Linked DNA regions of Mus musculus: region 1 is linked to region 2. Evidence: chromatin loops called from intact Hi-C (ENCODE). Cell type or tissue: heart. All regions are shown on one strand.

Region 1 (8,000 bases), 150 kb after region 2:
CCAACCGTCTAAATCCTAAAGGGCACAAGACTCTTCGGGGACTCTTGTTTGGGAATGCAATTCTGATGATTTAGGGAGGATGGGTACAGACCTGAAGTTCTAAATTCGAAGCAGGCTTCCAAGGGAGTGATACTTGTCCAGGGACTTCAGCTGGTGTCAACCTTGGCTGTCCAGTTAAAATGATCCAAGAGCTTTCAAATTACATGGCTCCATTGGTCCTCTCTAGAGAGAATGGTTTTCTTGCTGAAGGTGCGGCTCCCGAGGAACAGTTTCCCAGCTGCTATGGTGGAGAAACAAACAGCTGGCACTGAGATTTCGGCTGTGGAGGGACACACCTCTGCAGGCTTCTGGGGACGCCCTGTGACCCTGTGCTCCCTTTTCCCAGCCGCCTAGACCTCTGTGTCTGGTCTCCCAGGGAAGACGCCCTTGAAGGAGGCCTCTCTCCCAGCAAAACCCCAAGCCTGGAAGAGGTTACAGCCACCACCTGTTTCCTTGAAATAGTTTGCAGCTGTGCCGAATGACCTCACCACGCTGGCGCTGGCGTGGGCCAAGTTGATCTGGAAAGCTCTCTTCCCAAGTCTGGGCTCTCCCTGCTCAGCACCAAGGAGCAGAGGGAGAGAGGGCCTTAGCTGCAGGGTGAGGTCGAGCTTGGCGGGGACTCCAGAGAGAGCAGAGCACCACTTGGAGTCCTCACACGGGGCCTGTCCCTGGGCTGCATGGCTGTGGTCCTGAGTGACACTTCCTCCCATGTTCACCCTTTCCATGTACTTGGGAACCTGTGAAACCCCAAGAGGTTCTTTCTTGTCCTCTACCTCCTATCATCCCCCTTCCCCTCTTACTCCTCCTCTCCCCCTGCCCCTCCCCCTTACCCTTCCTCCATCTTCTCCAATGTATAAACAAACACTGAAGTACACACACAAAAAAATGCAGAGTCCGTTTCTTCTTCCCTTTCCCAGAGGCAGCCGCCAGGACTGCCTGGGCTCAGATCTTTCTCTGTGAACATGTGTGGTTCCATCTTCCCCTGTGCAGCTGCAGTCCTGGGCGACAACCAGTGGTGCATTTTACCGACTTGAGCATCTTTCTCATGTAGTTACATACATGTATCATTTTAGCCTCATTCAAGCTTGTCTGGGTATCACACTCTTCTGGGAGAACGTTATTTAAAATACAGAGATTGACAGGTCTCATCTGACACCTGATGAACGAGAATTTCTTCTGGAGGAGCCTGGGTAGTCTTTCCTTTTTGGATTCTTTCTCTAAGTTTCTCAGGCGATTCTTAAGATTCTCTGTCTTTACAATGGTTGCATATACTCCATAGATGGATATAATAGCCGCCCCCCTCCCCTGCGCGCGCATTCGCGTGTACGCATGCGCACGTGCCGGCTATGAACCCAGGGTGTTGATTATGCCACACAGGTGTTCTACCAATGAGCTTCCCCCTCAGTCACCTATATCTTCATTCACAGTTTACCAGTTTGTCCTAGGTTGTTGCACATTTAGGCTGTCCTAACTTTTTTTTTTTAATTGTGCTGCAAGAGCATAGCCACGATACAGGAGCTGATACTGAGGCGTTTCTGTAGAACGAGCCTCAGTGAACGGAGCTTCAGGATACAACCCTTATGGAACGGCTTTTCCACTCTAGGACACTTCTTACATCATGGGACCTCACAGGGTGACAAGACATTTTCTGCTGTGGTTGTGAACGCAGAGCTTGCCCACGTTTCCCTGTACTGTATGGCCAGACTATAGGCTAAGACCCGGGATAAAATAGCTAAGATTAGTTCATCTATTAGAAACAGAACGCGAGTCACTTAAATCATTTGAACTCTTCAGGAGCCATTTTAATAAAGTTACTTAATCTCATACTCATTCAATCTTATGTAAAATATCTCAGTAGATGCTCAAATGCAAATTATTAACATTTTTGCTATGGTATGGATATTTACATTCCTATGATTATACCTGATACATTAGGACTCTCTAAAGGAAAAGAACTGATACACTGAATATATACATAAAGGGGGATATATATTAGATTGACTTACATCACGTGGTCTGTCTGGGTAGTCCAACAGCAGCTGTCTCACACTGGAGAGGCTGAGATTCCAGTAGCTATTCAGTCCGCAAGGCTGGATGTCTCAGCTGTCCCGCTCTGACCCTGAGGGCCTGAGATTCCTGGAGAGCTGCTGGTCCTGAGTCTATAAGAGAGCCGGGAAAAGCTGGCTTCAAGATCTACAAAGGGTCGCACCATCCACAGGAAAGATGGATTGGCTAGCTAGCAACAGCGATGGCAAGCAGGCAAAGAAGCGAGAGCTTCCTGCTTCTCTGTCTATCTGCACTGCCGCCAGAAGGTGATGGCTCATTTAGCATGGGACTTCCTGCTTCAAATAAACCCGATCAAGGAAATTCATCACTGAACTGCCCAGTAGCATGAGTTATGGTTGATTCCTGATCTAGTTAAGTGGTCAGTTAAGATCAGCCATCATGGGCTGGAGAGATGGCTCAGTGGTTAAGAACACTGACTGCTCTTCCAAAGGTCCTGAGTTCAATTTCCAGCAACCACATGGTGGCTCACAACCACCTGTCCTGAGCTCTCTGACGCCCTCTTCTGGTGCATCTGAAGACAGCTACAGTGTACTTACATATAATAATAAATAAATCTTAAAAAAAAAAAAAAGATCAGCCATCATGTGATCGCAACACAGCCCTGGTTGGTATTATAAGGCGAGGTCTGGGTGTGTGTGTTGGGAAGGAGGGGGAAGAACACCTATGGATGGGATTAATGCTGATTAAGAGAAGCCCAAGGGTAGCCATCTCATTTGAGGATGCAGCATCTGTCAACCAGAAAACAGGTTCTCATTGGACACACATTCTGCTGGCCCCTCCCTCAGCCTTGAACCTCCCTACTCTCCAAAACTGTGTGAGAAACAGATCCCTGTTGCTTATGAGCGTCCAGGTTTGAAGTTCTTTTGTTCCAGCAGCCAGGATATACTCAAACAATATTCCACACGTCTGTTTTCCATGTTATGTCTTTGAGAGCCTGTGGGGATTTTCACACTTAGTGTGACCTCCCCTCAGACCAGCAATGTGTGACCAAAGAGTCCTCAACTCTCACCTTCATTGTATGTGAGAGATACTTACAAGGAGCAAGCTGCCTTGGGACTTCATACCATCTACTAGTTGGTCACCAAATGAACGGGCACTTATTTATTCTACACAAACCTATCACCAGCAAGCCTCTTCACCAAACAGGAGTCCCTGCCTTTTGTCCCACAACTGAGGATTCCTCACCTCTGCCAACCGAGCCCTGTGGGGAGCTGGAGGCTGGACAGTGAAAGGGAGGGGAGTTCTGGACAGAGTTTGGGAGCAATACCTCAGGGAAAGGGAAGTTGCTTAGAAGCCACGGGATAGGCTAATAGTGTGCCCGCTGTAGTGATGTGAGGCTCACTGTTGCCCCACTCCTCAGCTAAGAAAGCCAGAGGCAAAACGGGAGCTTGACCGTCAAGGTCCAGAGCCTTTGCTTCTCTTTTAAGCCTGCTGATGTCTTCGAGATGATTATTCCAAAGGCTCATCCATCTGATGTGAAGAGAGCTGACATCCAGTTAAGTCAACTGTGAGAAGTCCGTTTTCAGGGCTGGTGAGGCAGCCCTAGCAGGGAGAGAGGTACCAAGTCTGATGATATGAGTTCAAATCCTCTGCTCCCATATGAAGGAAGGAGGGAACTGACTTCTACAAATTGTCCTCACACCTCTACACCCAAGCTTGATGCACCCCTGACTCTGTGTGTGTGTGTGTGTGTGTGTGTGTGTGTGTGTGTGTGTGTGTGTGTGTGTGTGTGTGTGTGTGGTGTATTTGACTAAATACATACTCTAGTTGGGTTGGACTCAGTTAAAAACATATGTACTGACGCCCCCTAGTGTACATCAGTGTTATTGCAAGGGGCTGGCAAATAGCTGTGTGGATCTGCCTAGCGTCTAGGCCCTATTCTATCAAAGCTGAATATATAAAATGATGATAACTATCTAGGAAGGTCCTTGGAATTACAGAAGTGTCCTCTCACTGGAATGTTTGGACTCACTAAAGTAGACCCGTCCCTCTAACATGGTCTGGGCAGTCGGGATGAGGTCACTATTGTAGGCTGACTTGTTAATTCGTCGTATTTTTCTCTAACCAGTGTGTCCCTTGTACTTAACGACTGCCAAGTTAGTTTCTGTGCCTATGGGAGGGTACGTTAGTGCCTCTAGTCTTCATCTTGATGGCCAGGTCCTCAAGAGAAAGACTCAAATCCCCTTAAGATTCTTCCAGACTCTTACTAGGTTTAGGTTTGGGTTTGGGTTTTTGTTCATTGAATAAGATTCTCTAGGAGCCAAGCGATTGCTTGTCAGCGTGGTTGGATCTGAAATCAACTAAGAGGCACCTCTGGACAGGTACATAAGTTCCCTCAGAGAAGGAACCACCGTGGACTGGATGGAAGGAGCTCCGAGGGAAGCTGTTGCTCGCTGCTTTGGTTATGAACGCATTCGCCTATTGCTGGTGCTGGCGCTGCCCTCCTCTGACATCCGAACCCAGCCTTTTCCGACTTCCAGCAGGTACTGCAGGGTCAGGGCTCTCCTTCCGCACTAGGGTGGAACGGCCAAGGCATCCAGCATGGTGAGTTCTCGCCGCCCCAGAATTGAGAGAGCTGCTGTTGGACTATCCAGTCCCATAGCATGTAAATCAAGGGCGCAGGTCTAATACAGCCCCCTTGTAAAACATTCATCCCATCGGTTCTGCTTCTTTACAGAACTCCAACTGAGGCAAAAACCAGGAAAAATACTGGATTTGTAAAGAAATCGACAAGGGTTCCCTGCTTAGAACTCCTTCCTTTCTGTTTGGGAGGCCCATAGCCAGCGATTCTCCTTTCTTCCCTCAACCTAATGACACTGTCAATCAGGGTCCCACTCTCCTCTGGTGAAAGGGTGGGCCCAGAATGGAATTCTAAATGGCAGTGGAAGTCCTGCTCACTGCCAGTCCTCTCACGCTGGAGTCACTCAGCTAGGCTGTTGGCACCATCTGCCTACTCAAGATCCTTTGTACAGTTCTGAAACTTGCTCCATCTCCTAACGATGAATTCTATTTTCATTATGACCAGAACGAATCTAGAAGATTGCATCTCACTTAATTCAGTTTCTTCTTGGATCTGTGAGCACCTTTTCATCCACTTCAGAGGAATGGGAGAGTTCCAGGTGCTAAGTCCTCGATGACTCTTTATCCAATGGGGATGTATTAGATCGACTTATACACGATGTGCTCTGAAGTCCAACCCAGTCAGGTGTTACACAACGTTCCAGTCAACAGAATGTGCTCTGTATGATTCGGACTCCATAAGATTAAAATAGAACATTGGGAACTGAGATGGCTCAGCAATTAAGAGCAGTTGGTGCTTTTGTACGGGGCCCAGGTTTGATTCCCAGCACCTACACTGGGTGGACTTTACAAATAGGACAACTATCTGTAGCTCGAGCTCCAGGGGATCTGATGCCTTCTTCTGACCTCCACCGGCATCTGCACAAACATAGTGTCCACACCACCAAGCAGACATACATACACATACATACATACATACATGCATGCATGCATACATACATACATACATGCATACATATAAATAAAAATAAACAAATAATATTTAAAAAGATTATCTTAGAAGCAAATAATTCCTATTGTCTACTGCTGTTCAGCCCAAGACATTCCTCACATACCCACAGAACAAGGTGGGCTCTCCAGACAAAACAAAACAAAATAAGACTTCATGTCTAATAAGACTTCAGGCACAAGCACAAGGAAAGAAAACGATGACACATCTTTAAATGTACACTTGTTGAAATTGTAACACTGGGGCTTCAGCCTCCTGCCATTGGATTCTGTATTGTAACTCCTCAGCCGTTAATAGTATCTGCAGCAAGCTCATTTGAAGGGGCTAGGAGCCCCGCCCAGGAACCCTCCCTCGTAGACAGTCAGCTGTACTTTCATTTCCTGTCCCACTCTGTCTCTTGTGACCCTCTGTCCTCACCAGCACCATGCTCCTATTCTATGTTAAGGCCCCACAAACCTTGACACATAACAGAAAAGGCCACATCTGCCTCTTGACCCACAGAGCCTTAGATTGTGTTTCTATTTTGGACTGGATCCCACACCACCTATCAGGAAGCTTGGGTCCATTCCTAAAACCTAACAAAAACGCTGAGGAAAGCTTTTATGCTAGCCCTTAAAATCACCATCACTTCCAGAATAGCATTGCAAGACTACAGCCCGCATGCAATGATAAACTGTTGGGCAGAAGCCTGATGGCCCAGCTAAAGTCAAGTAGGAGCTCCCTCGTAGCTTCAGGAGGCTGTGCTGCAGAGAGAGCACCATTTGAAGGATTGAATCCCTTAATGAGAAGAAGGACCCAGCAAACTGAGTGTCTGGAGGGCGCCCCAGGGGCCATGATTCTGCATATTGAGAACACGAGTCATTAAAGGCTGGAATATTTGCTGGGAGGGGGCCGGGGGGGGGGGAAATCAGAGAATGACTCTGTCCAAGGATAACGTCACTGTGACAGGTGGCAGAAGCCATCGCACAAACCTCAGTGTGGACAATCAGGGAGTGAAATGGGAATTCATGATGTGTGTTATCGCAGAGATGAAAACTGGAGAGTCGGGAAAGTTCTGTGTTTCAGGCTCAGCTGAGTACTTCCTGCTGTAGGAAACCCTTTACCCCCAAGATCCTTCACGCGCCAATGGAGGCCAGTAGACCTTTGCTGGCAGACCCTCAGGTTCAGCACACGAGAGAATCCTTCAGGTAATGTTTCCCAGTGAGGCTGTAGAAATGCTGTATTGATGTCTTTCTAAGATGTACCATGAAGCATCAATACTGACTTGAAAATACTGAGTTTGAACTTTTAACACAATCCCGAGGACCGGGTACACGCTAACGAATTTATCCCCCATTTCTTTCTTGTCCCATTTGTTCCAAGTACATATTTTCTATCATAATTTAGGCATAGGCAAAAACACATAAGCCATCCCCCGCTCCGTTTTTCAAGAGGATGCCATTTTATAAGCACCATCATCCACATAAGAAAAGCCTCAGTCTCTTCTATGGTCACATATTTCTTGAGTGTAGTATCTTCTAAGGCTCCAGTTCTTTTGATGGACATTTATTTCTTTTGCCTATTTGCCTATTTTTTTTTTGTCATTACAAATAGTTCTATAATATTCTTACATCTAGCACAGCGGGGGCCTACCCAGGCTGGGTTTTATTTTAACTCTATACAAGCTAGGGCCATGAGGGAAGAAGAAATCTTAATTGAGAAAATGCCTTTATAAGATTGTCCTATAGGCCAGTGTGTAGGACATCCTCTTGATTGATGACTGATGTGGGAGGGGCCAGCTCAGTGTGGGCGGAGCCATCCCTGGCACGTGGGTCTTGTATAAGGAAGCGGGCTGAACAAGCAATGAATGAGCAAAGCCAGTAAGGACCGTTCTTCCGTGGCTTCTGCCTCAGTTCCTGCTTCCAGGGTCCTGGCCAGGTGAGCTCCTACCCTGGTGCACGTGGAGGGTGGACTATGACGTGGAACTGTAAGCTAAAATAAATCCCTTTCTCCTCAAGTTGTTTTTGGTCATTTTTTTTTTCTTTTTATCATAGCAATAGAAACCCTAACTAAGACAGGGTCATAGTGGACAAAACAGGTAAAAATAGATATAGGGATAAAGAAATCTGTTAGCAGCCATCTAGGAAAGGCTAAAGGCATGAAAGTGAGCTTTCTGGAGATGGCCCATCCCTTTGCATGGCTGTAATGGGTAAGCTCTGAATTGCGGGGCTTTCGGAGATTTTTATTTCAGGATTGCTTCTTGCTGTTCATCTGCCTTTCCTGTCACTATAGCATACCCTAGTGATTTCTGGACATTGGCCCATCCAATTGGGCAGATCTTCTGTAGAATCAATATGAAGATGCACTATCATGTAGTAACGTTGTG
Region 2 (8,000 bases):
GTCCCTGGGATAGCTGGCCGGGTTAACCTCTGGGCACTTGCTGCAGCAGGACATCTTACTTTACCCGTTCTTCTTTAGAACACTTCTTTCCTAGAAGATTCCTGTAACTGTCATCTGTAAAGTTCTCTTCTGTTCCTATTTCTTTTTGCCTTTGAAGTTATGCAAAACAAAGCTAACCCTTCTTCCTTTTTATAGCTCTGCGGAAACCCTGGTTGGTAATTGACCATTACCTCATTCCCCAACTTCCCTGCGCTCCCTTCCCGGCCATGCCCTCTGCTCTGCTGGAGAGCTGCACCTCCCCCCTCCTTCTATAACCAGGGGTCACCTGCCTGTGGATACGGTCAACTTATTAATGTCTCCCCTAAAATACAGTAGCTAGACTTGAATGTAAGCCTCCACTCAGGCGTGTGCTGGCCGATGCATCATGCACAGCTGTTAAAGACCTACCACCACAGATGGACGGCATTAGCTTTGTGACCAGCCGTGGATCTATTCCTGCTTCAAAACTGAACTCCTCAAAAAAACATTTCTATATGGACTGTTACAATATCAAATCTCCCTAGTTCTCATCAACACACACCACACTACACACACACACACACCACACACACATACACACACACACCTCTGTGCTCAAAGGGTGACATTTTAAACTCTCAAAATACAGGTCTTCCCATCTAGGCCCATGCAGCTTGTCCTTTTCATTTCAATCTAATGCTTAGAGAGTTAAACATATGGTTCAAAACACGGCAATGGTTTCTAATGCCTAAGTCAGTACATAGCTCACTGAATATGAGCTGAAAAAAAGCTCGAGTCGCTTTGTCCCAAACTACAGATCTTTTCTATTTATTTCCACATATTCCCCAAGTCTGATAAAATATGCATTCTGTCCTCTCACTGTCTTCTTCTTGAGAGAATTTACCAGAGTACAAATAAGCAGGGGGCGGGGAGGGAGGGAAAAGGAGGCTGGCCTGAGTCCTGGAATCAGGATTTCACATTCTTGGCACTGGAGACTGGCTTTCCCCAGCTCTACTCTGGAGCCTTCTGCCTTTTTGTTTTGGTTTTGGTTTTTCTAGACAGGATTTCTCTCTGCACCCAGGGCTGTCCTGGAACTCACTCTATAGGTCAGGCTGACTTTGAACTCAGGCAGACTTGCCTCTGCCTTCCAAATGCTGGGATTAAAGGTGTGTGCCGCCGCCACCTGGTGCCTTTTGAACTTTGACACTATTTTAACTACCAACCTTGGAATTTGGGGTAAAGATCATTCAAACACAGCTTTTACAACGATCTTTTAAGCTTAAATGTCTCTAGATTTTGAGGGAAGAGATGTGTAACAGTCATTGTATCTGAGGTATAAAAGGAAATTCCAAGTGTCTCTTCTACACACATGAAATTACAGCCATGACTCTATTTCGGGAATTTAAAGTGACCAGTGAGAATCTGGCATATTTTATGATTGAAGCTGTCCTCTGAACTGAATATAAGCTGACATTTAATGCTCCTTTTCCTTCAAGGGAAGAAAAATAAGATCGTTTTTTTTTTCCCCCCCAACAGACTGTGAATCCAGTCTAGTCCATCTGTAGACTTAAGCTGCAACACCCGAATTTGAAATGATCAGATAGGGAGGGCTTTGCCACAGAGCGCCCTGATTTAGGATAGCAAATGGGAGAGGAGGGATCTGGAAGAGCGTTTTGATCTTGAACAAATCCAGAACCAGAAGGGAGACATTTGGAAACCCTCTGCTGCAGAATGCCACCATTTAAAAAAGAAATAGAGGTATCTCGAAAAGCAGGCCCAGAGAAATGGCTTTGGGAGTCTTTGAATCTTTTATAGAGGGAGCATCAGAGATGGATTCTTAATCAACTGTCAAGGCTACTTTTTTCCAGAAACATACAAGGGACCCGTGAGTACTGGGGACAAACTGCTGACACTGATGTTGGAGCTTCTTTTCAGGTCTCTGATCGTCACTGCCAACCACATACCAGCGCCACGATGTAAGCAGAAAAGAGACAAGGGGGCTCAATCCATAGTAAACTCCAGAAGCCGGGGGCGTCACATGCTTCAGGCATGCTCAGTGCCGGGGAGCCTATTGGAAGCAGCCCCCTGAGGATTCCCTGGGGCCCACAGGTAAGGGCACACAGGAAACCCAGGGAGACTGCCCCCCACAGAGCAGCCACAGCAGGTGTTGACTTAAACTTGAGTTATTCGGGAAGACACTCTTGAGTTCCTTGAGGGGTGGTCCCTGTCACTGTACCCCACATTCCTTTGGGTTTTCCAAGTCCTCTCCCTCAAAGTCTGGCTTCAAACTCTTTTTCTGTTCAATTTCCACCTGCAAAAATAAAAGATGGAGAAAACATCAGGACTAAGAGGAAAGGGAAAGGAGGAGCATGAGACAAATGACCCAAATGAACCCCCGGAGGTCCTGTGGAATTGCCTGGAGTCTCGTGGGTGTTCTGGCAGCTGACACAGTGGAACCCCAGTCCCAAGGACTCTAGGATTCCCCATGGTCCATGTGGAAAATTCTTATTCATTCTTCGTCTCCCAGAGTTGCTCAAATACTACCTGTGTGCCAATTCAGGAGGGAGAACAAGTTTTCTCTGCATATATCTGTCGTCCCTGCCTCCACTATTCCATAGGTTCGAGGGATAAGAACAGATCTCGTTGATTTTATTCAATGGTGTGGGATTCCAGTAGGCAATGGTGAATAGAGTGACTAAATGTCTCTGTCATTGACCACTTAAGGCCCTTCATTATTTCATTTTTAAAAAGTCTTTACACTAATAAGAATTGGAACATTTATTGTTCTGTTCGACCTCCTGCAAAATCCTGTCAAGAAGTTGCTCTCTGGGCTGGAGAGATGGCTCTGAAGTTAAAAGCACTGACTGCTCTTCCTGAGGTCCTGAGTTCAATTCCCAGCAACCACATGGTGACTCACAACCATCTGTAATGGATCCGATGCCTTCTCCTGGTTTGTCTGACAGCTACAGTGCACTCATAAAAATAAAATAAATAAATCTTAAGAAAAGAAAAAGAAAAAGAAAAGAAACATGAAAGTAGCATGCCTTGGGCTCGAGAGATGGCTCAGTGGTTAAGAACACTCACTGGCTGCTCTTCTGGAGGGCCTGGGTTCAATTCCCAGCACCTACATGGTGGCTCACCACTGTCTGTGACTCCAGTGCCAAGGTCTCCTCAGGCACAGACATACATGCAGACAAAACACCCACACACATTAAATAAATAAGTAACTAAATAAACTGCTTTTAAAGAGTATCACGCCTGACTAAAGCCTCTTAGGAAGGGACTTCTTTGCACTTAGCAATCCCATGACTTGGGCTGCTTCTCAGCACGGAATGTTTTCTTCATTGGAGGCGACAACTGAAGACAGCTTGCAGTCCATGGTTGCGGGAACTGCTAGTTTTATCATGGCCACAAGATGGGGCATTCGTTCTTCTTGGTAGTTAAAACAGTTTTAGATGCTACAACTAAGAAAGTATTTAGAGGAATCATAAATTATATAAATCTGTGGTTATCATTATATGTAGGAAATGATCCAATGACTCTGTGAAATCTTTCACCGAGACTTTTCTCTTCCCTCCGCAGGACATTATCATTTTGATATGTTGCAAGCCCCTGTTTCACGGTGATCTACCTATAATCTGAGTGCTCACAGGCTGGAAAACAGAACTCAAAGCTGGACTGAGCTACAGGGGGAGACCCTGTCTTCAAAGCCCCCAGTACCCCCCCCCCCCCAGCAAGAAAACCGGCTCTCCAGTTTTGACTGAAACCCCCCCCCCCCCAGTCTCGATCCCATTATCACTGTGAAAGGGTTTGGCTTTTAAGTTTGCACTCCTACAGTCCAGTGCCTCTGCTGGGTTCTGATACACAACTCCCGTAGACGAAATATTTGCTTCAGCTTATCATGTTCCCAGCCCTCCCTGCCCCCATTTCCAAGATCAATCCCTCCAAAGCAGAAATCTTACCACAGATGGGACCAGGTCCCGCTTCGTCCCACTGTTCTTTGTGCTGCTATTTACGTCAGATAATACATTCTCATCAGCCCCTTAAGTTTTTGCCTAGTTTCTCTCTTACCCGCGAGGGATTATTTCATTAAAGTCAGAGCAGATTCACCCACAGCTATGAATGTAAAGGGCCTATATAAGAAGCATCTGCTGGAAGGAGTGGGGGGAGGGGCGGGGCAGACAAATGGGCTTGGACACCTCAGCGGGAAGCCCTCTCCAGGCTACCTTGTAGCTGTAGTGTGCAGAATAATTGACCCACTTCCTGACGTCAGGCTTGTCCTCCACAGACACGGATCTCACGGCTGCTTTGGAGGCAGAAGTCGTGGGCATGCTGAACTCAACGTTTACATAGTTGGCAAATCTGGAAGGCACTTCCCGGTCAGAGCCAAGCTCAAGGTGGCAAAAGAAACAGTGTGGGTGGCCAGAAGCTGCAACAGAAAGAAAGCATCCAGACGTTAAGTCCTTTGAGGAGGAAATGAAAAGGGAAAGGAGGCTAATGCGCCACCCTGCTAACGCTGCAGGCTCCGAGCCTGGCTGCTTGCTGAGGGTCCAATCAGGCGCTTCCCCAGACATCAGGCTCTGAGAGCCTCAGACCCTTTCATCCTGTGCCTCTTGATTACAGCAGCCTGGACACCAGCATAAAAGCCACAGTCCATGGAGGCTAGAGAGAGAGGGCTCAGTGGTTAAAAGCAATGGCGGCTCTTATGGAAGACCCTAGTTTCAGTTCTCAGCGCCCTCACGGCAGCTCACAACTCTCTCTAACTCCAGTTCCAGGAGGGCCGACCCCTTCACACAGACAGACATGCAGGCAAAACTCCAATGCACATAAAATAGAAGATAAATAAATAAAAAGAAGTACCAAGGTGATTAAACATCATTTGTAAAAATGAGAGCAAACAAAAAAACAAATGGGAAAAAAAGTCCACAGCCTGAGAAATAGGCTTTTATGACTGTTTAGATCCAAGGGCTGGCTGTGCGGACACAGCACAAACACTAAGAAAGAGGCCTGAGACTGGAAGAATGAGCAGATGAGATTAGCACTTGGCACCCAAGAAACCATCAGCGACAGCCGCCTGGAGCAAACTGCTCTCCTTTATAAGATGAATTCTCCTAATAGCATTTTGTATTTTCAGAGGTGCCTCGGGCATGTTTCTGCGGGTGGGTGATGTATGAAAGTGACAGAGTTATGGACAGCACACAGGAAAACTGGGGGGACACAGTGCACTGGACCAATGATCTGATCTGCCGAACCACTGTCTTAGGGTGGCTGAGGAGGGTTCAGGGGGTCACAGCGAAGAAAAGTGTCAGAGCTGTGACTGTGGCCTGCTACCCCTTTGTCTGAGTCATAATTTCATGGCCCCTGAAACATGGAGACCAGGTTGCAGGATGACAGTGTAGAGATGAGAGGCGGCAGATGACTACAGATAAACTGTGATGTGGCTTTGACTGATGGTATAACTCTTCTCTGCCTCTTCGAGTCAACAATTTCAATTTCCTTTATTGCTCTGGGCAGGGTTTTTCAATCTCGGAGAGTCAGGAGACGCACACCCTCTCTCCAAGGAAATCACTCCAGAGTGAGGTATTTGTTTTTCGCAGATGTAGCATAATTTAATGGTTATTTCTAAAGAGTAAGGCTAGGATATTTAACAGAAAAATTTGCACTGGCTTTTAGGAAAGGAACAGAAACTAATACACACACACACACACACACACACACACACACACACACACATAAATTAATCAGAACTTGATGGTATCTGAAAACACATCTGTTCAATCTATTGTTTTGGGTGCCACGGACTAATTACAGAGCTGTCATTTGTCATCTCTATGAAAACTGTGCTTCACACTGAAAAGCATTCCCCAATTTCACTCTGAATGAGCTAGGTACTAATAACCCTATCTCGTAAATGAGAAAAATTAGATCTCTCTGACAAGGCTAGGTCAATTGCATGAGGGCACACCACCATTAAGCAGCAGCACCAAGAATACAATTCAGATCTCACCAACGTCAAACCAGGTCCTGCATACTCGGTGCGCTGCCTCGGAAGCTGTTCACTACGGTGTGGAAGGCCTCTTAACTCAGATAGGGACCTGAATATTTGTTTCTTTCTAATTAGCATTCATGGACATTTCTGGAATATTGAGAAATGGTTTCTCTCTGTCTCTCTCTCTTTTTTTTTTTTTTTTTTGGTTTTTCAAGATAGGGTTTCTCTGTGTAGCCCTGGCTATCCTGGAACTCACTTTGTAAACCAGGCTGGCCTTGAACTCAGAAATCCATCTGCCTCTGCCTCCCGAGTGCTGAGATTAAAGGTGTGTGCCACCACCACCCAGTGGTTTCTCTTTTTAAAAGGTGACTTCCTTCTCTGATTGTCTCAGAGAATACTCATAGGAACTCTGAAAGTCGAATCTTCTCTTGGATTCCTAGCTTTGGCTATCGAATGTGTAAGTGTGGTGGACAGTTAGGGCAAAACCATTTTAAAACTCGAATGGTTCAATTCATGGTTATAAAGATAAGCATATCTATATGTTAACAGGTCTTTCTTGATGAAATTCAGCATTAACATTCAGGCTGACGTCACTAGGCAGTAGTGTCACACTCTGTTAGTCCCAGCGAGAAATTAACAGCTGGCATGTCTTTAATGCCAGCACTTGAGAGGCAGAGACAGGGGGATTTGAGTTCGAAGCCAGCCTGCTCTACAGAGTACCAGGGCTGCACAGAGAAGCCCTGTCTCGACCCCTGCATAACGATGGTAGTAAAGTAATAGTGGGTGTGACTCCCAATCAGCCACTCCCTTGGCCTCAGTCTATGGAGCACTCTCTGTCGGGAAGCACTACAGAAGCATTTGCTGAATATCTGTTTGCTGTCTCCCTACCCTCTATTCATAGTCCGTTTCTTTTGGTTAGCAATCCTTTCTTCTCTCTCCTTTAGGACAATAATCCTCTCTGGCACTGTCTGCCATCTTGATTGCTCAGGTCACTTGTCAACTTGAGCCAAGTGGCCCAAGGACCAAAAATGATGACAAAAAAATTGTCTCCATGGCTGTACCGAGGAGATGACTGGTAGTTTCTGTGACTAGCGCTGTTTCGGAGCTATCTTTTCTGATGTCTGACTTTAACCTTTCCTTAGTTCAATGACCTACTCATCCTGAAGACCTCTACTCCAACTGCATTTAAGGTCAGCCTTTGTTGCATAAAACTAAAATTCTCCACATGGTGCTTTTGAGTATTTTAAGTCACTTTGACATTATTTGCACACATTGGGAAGCTACAAATCTTTGTTTCCAGGGTGCAGATTATTTGAGGTGTGTATTTATTTGGCTTCATCTATAAAGAGGACCTGTGGTATTGGAAATATAAATGAAGAAAATACCAAATAAAAAAATAAATAAATAAAAAAGAAGAGACCCTTGGCTGGGCAGTGGTGGCACACGCCTTTAATCCCAGCACTTGGGAAGCAGAGGCAGGTGGATTTCTAAGTTCGAGGCCAGCTTGGTCTACAGAGTGAGTTCCAGGACAGCCAGGGATACACAGAGAAACCCTGTTTTGAAAAAACCAAAAACCAAAAAACCAAAAACCCTTGGGAGACTGGAGAGATGGCTCAGTGGTTGAGAGCACTGACTGTTTTTCCAAAGGTCCTGAGTTCAAATCCCAGCACCCACATGGTAGTTCATGTGTAAAGGGATCTAATGCCCTCTTCTGGTCTGTCTGGAAACAGCTACAGTATACTCATATAAATAAAATAAATCTTAAAAAAAAAGAGAGAGAGAGACCCTTGTATGTGCTTTTGTGACTTCAGGTGAGTAGTGTCATCCGTCAGATCTCAGCCTCTCATCTGAGGTCCCAGCTTGAGAGCCCGGTCCTCTCACCTTGGTCTCTTCCCCAGGGCTTTTGTGCCACAGGAGAATTCAGGGCTTCTCATTTCCAATGTCAAGTGAGATGGGCCCCAGTGGCCGAGCCAGCAAGTACCTAAGCACCAGG

Evidence for each region. Hi-C counts contacts between places; a loop is a spot of excess contacts. Peaks named below come from ENCODE experiments on the same cell type or tissue, not always from the same donor. Only the 100,000 strongest peaks of a DNase experiment are listed, where the experiment ranks them.
Region 1: it touches region 2 in a loop (6-fold over the local background); 40 of 42 quality-filtered maps call a loop at or near these places.

Annotation. Positions count from the first base shown.
Region 1 is chr12:91,786,036-91,794,035 of GRCm38, forward strand. Ston2 (stonin 2) reads right to left here and starts at 401. Exons shown (of 7, transcript NM_175367.6): 1 at 92-401. In heart, a CTCF peak has its summit at 3,954 (motif pointing left); a DNase peak (open chromatin) is centred at 526; H3K27ac peaks cover 190 bases; H3K27me3 peaks cover 1,444 bases.
Region 2 is chr12:91,637,477-91,645,476 of GRCm38, forward strand. It overlaps Ston2 (stonin 2), which reads right to left. Exons shown (of 7, transcript NM_175367.6): 6 at 4,245-4,447; 7 at 1-2,329. The coding sequence ends at 2,246. Among named protein-coding and RNA genes, the nearest start is that of Gm16876, 40 kb to the right of the region's middle. In heart, CTCF peaks have their summits at 3,430 and 7,713 (motif pointing left); a DNase peak (open chromatin) is centred at 1,035; H3K4me3 peaks cover 1,254 bases; H3K27ac peaks cover 617 bases; H3K27me3 peaks cover 599 bases.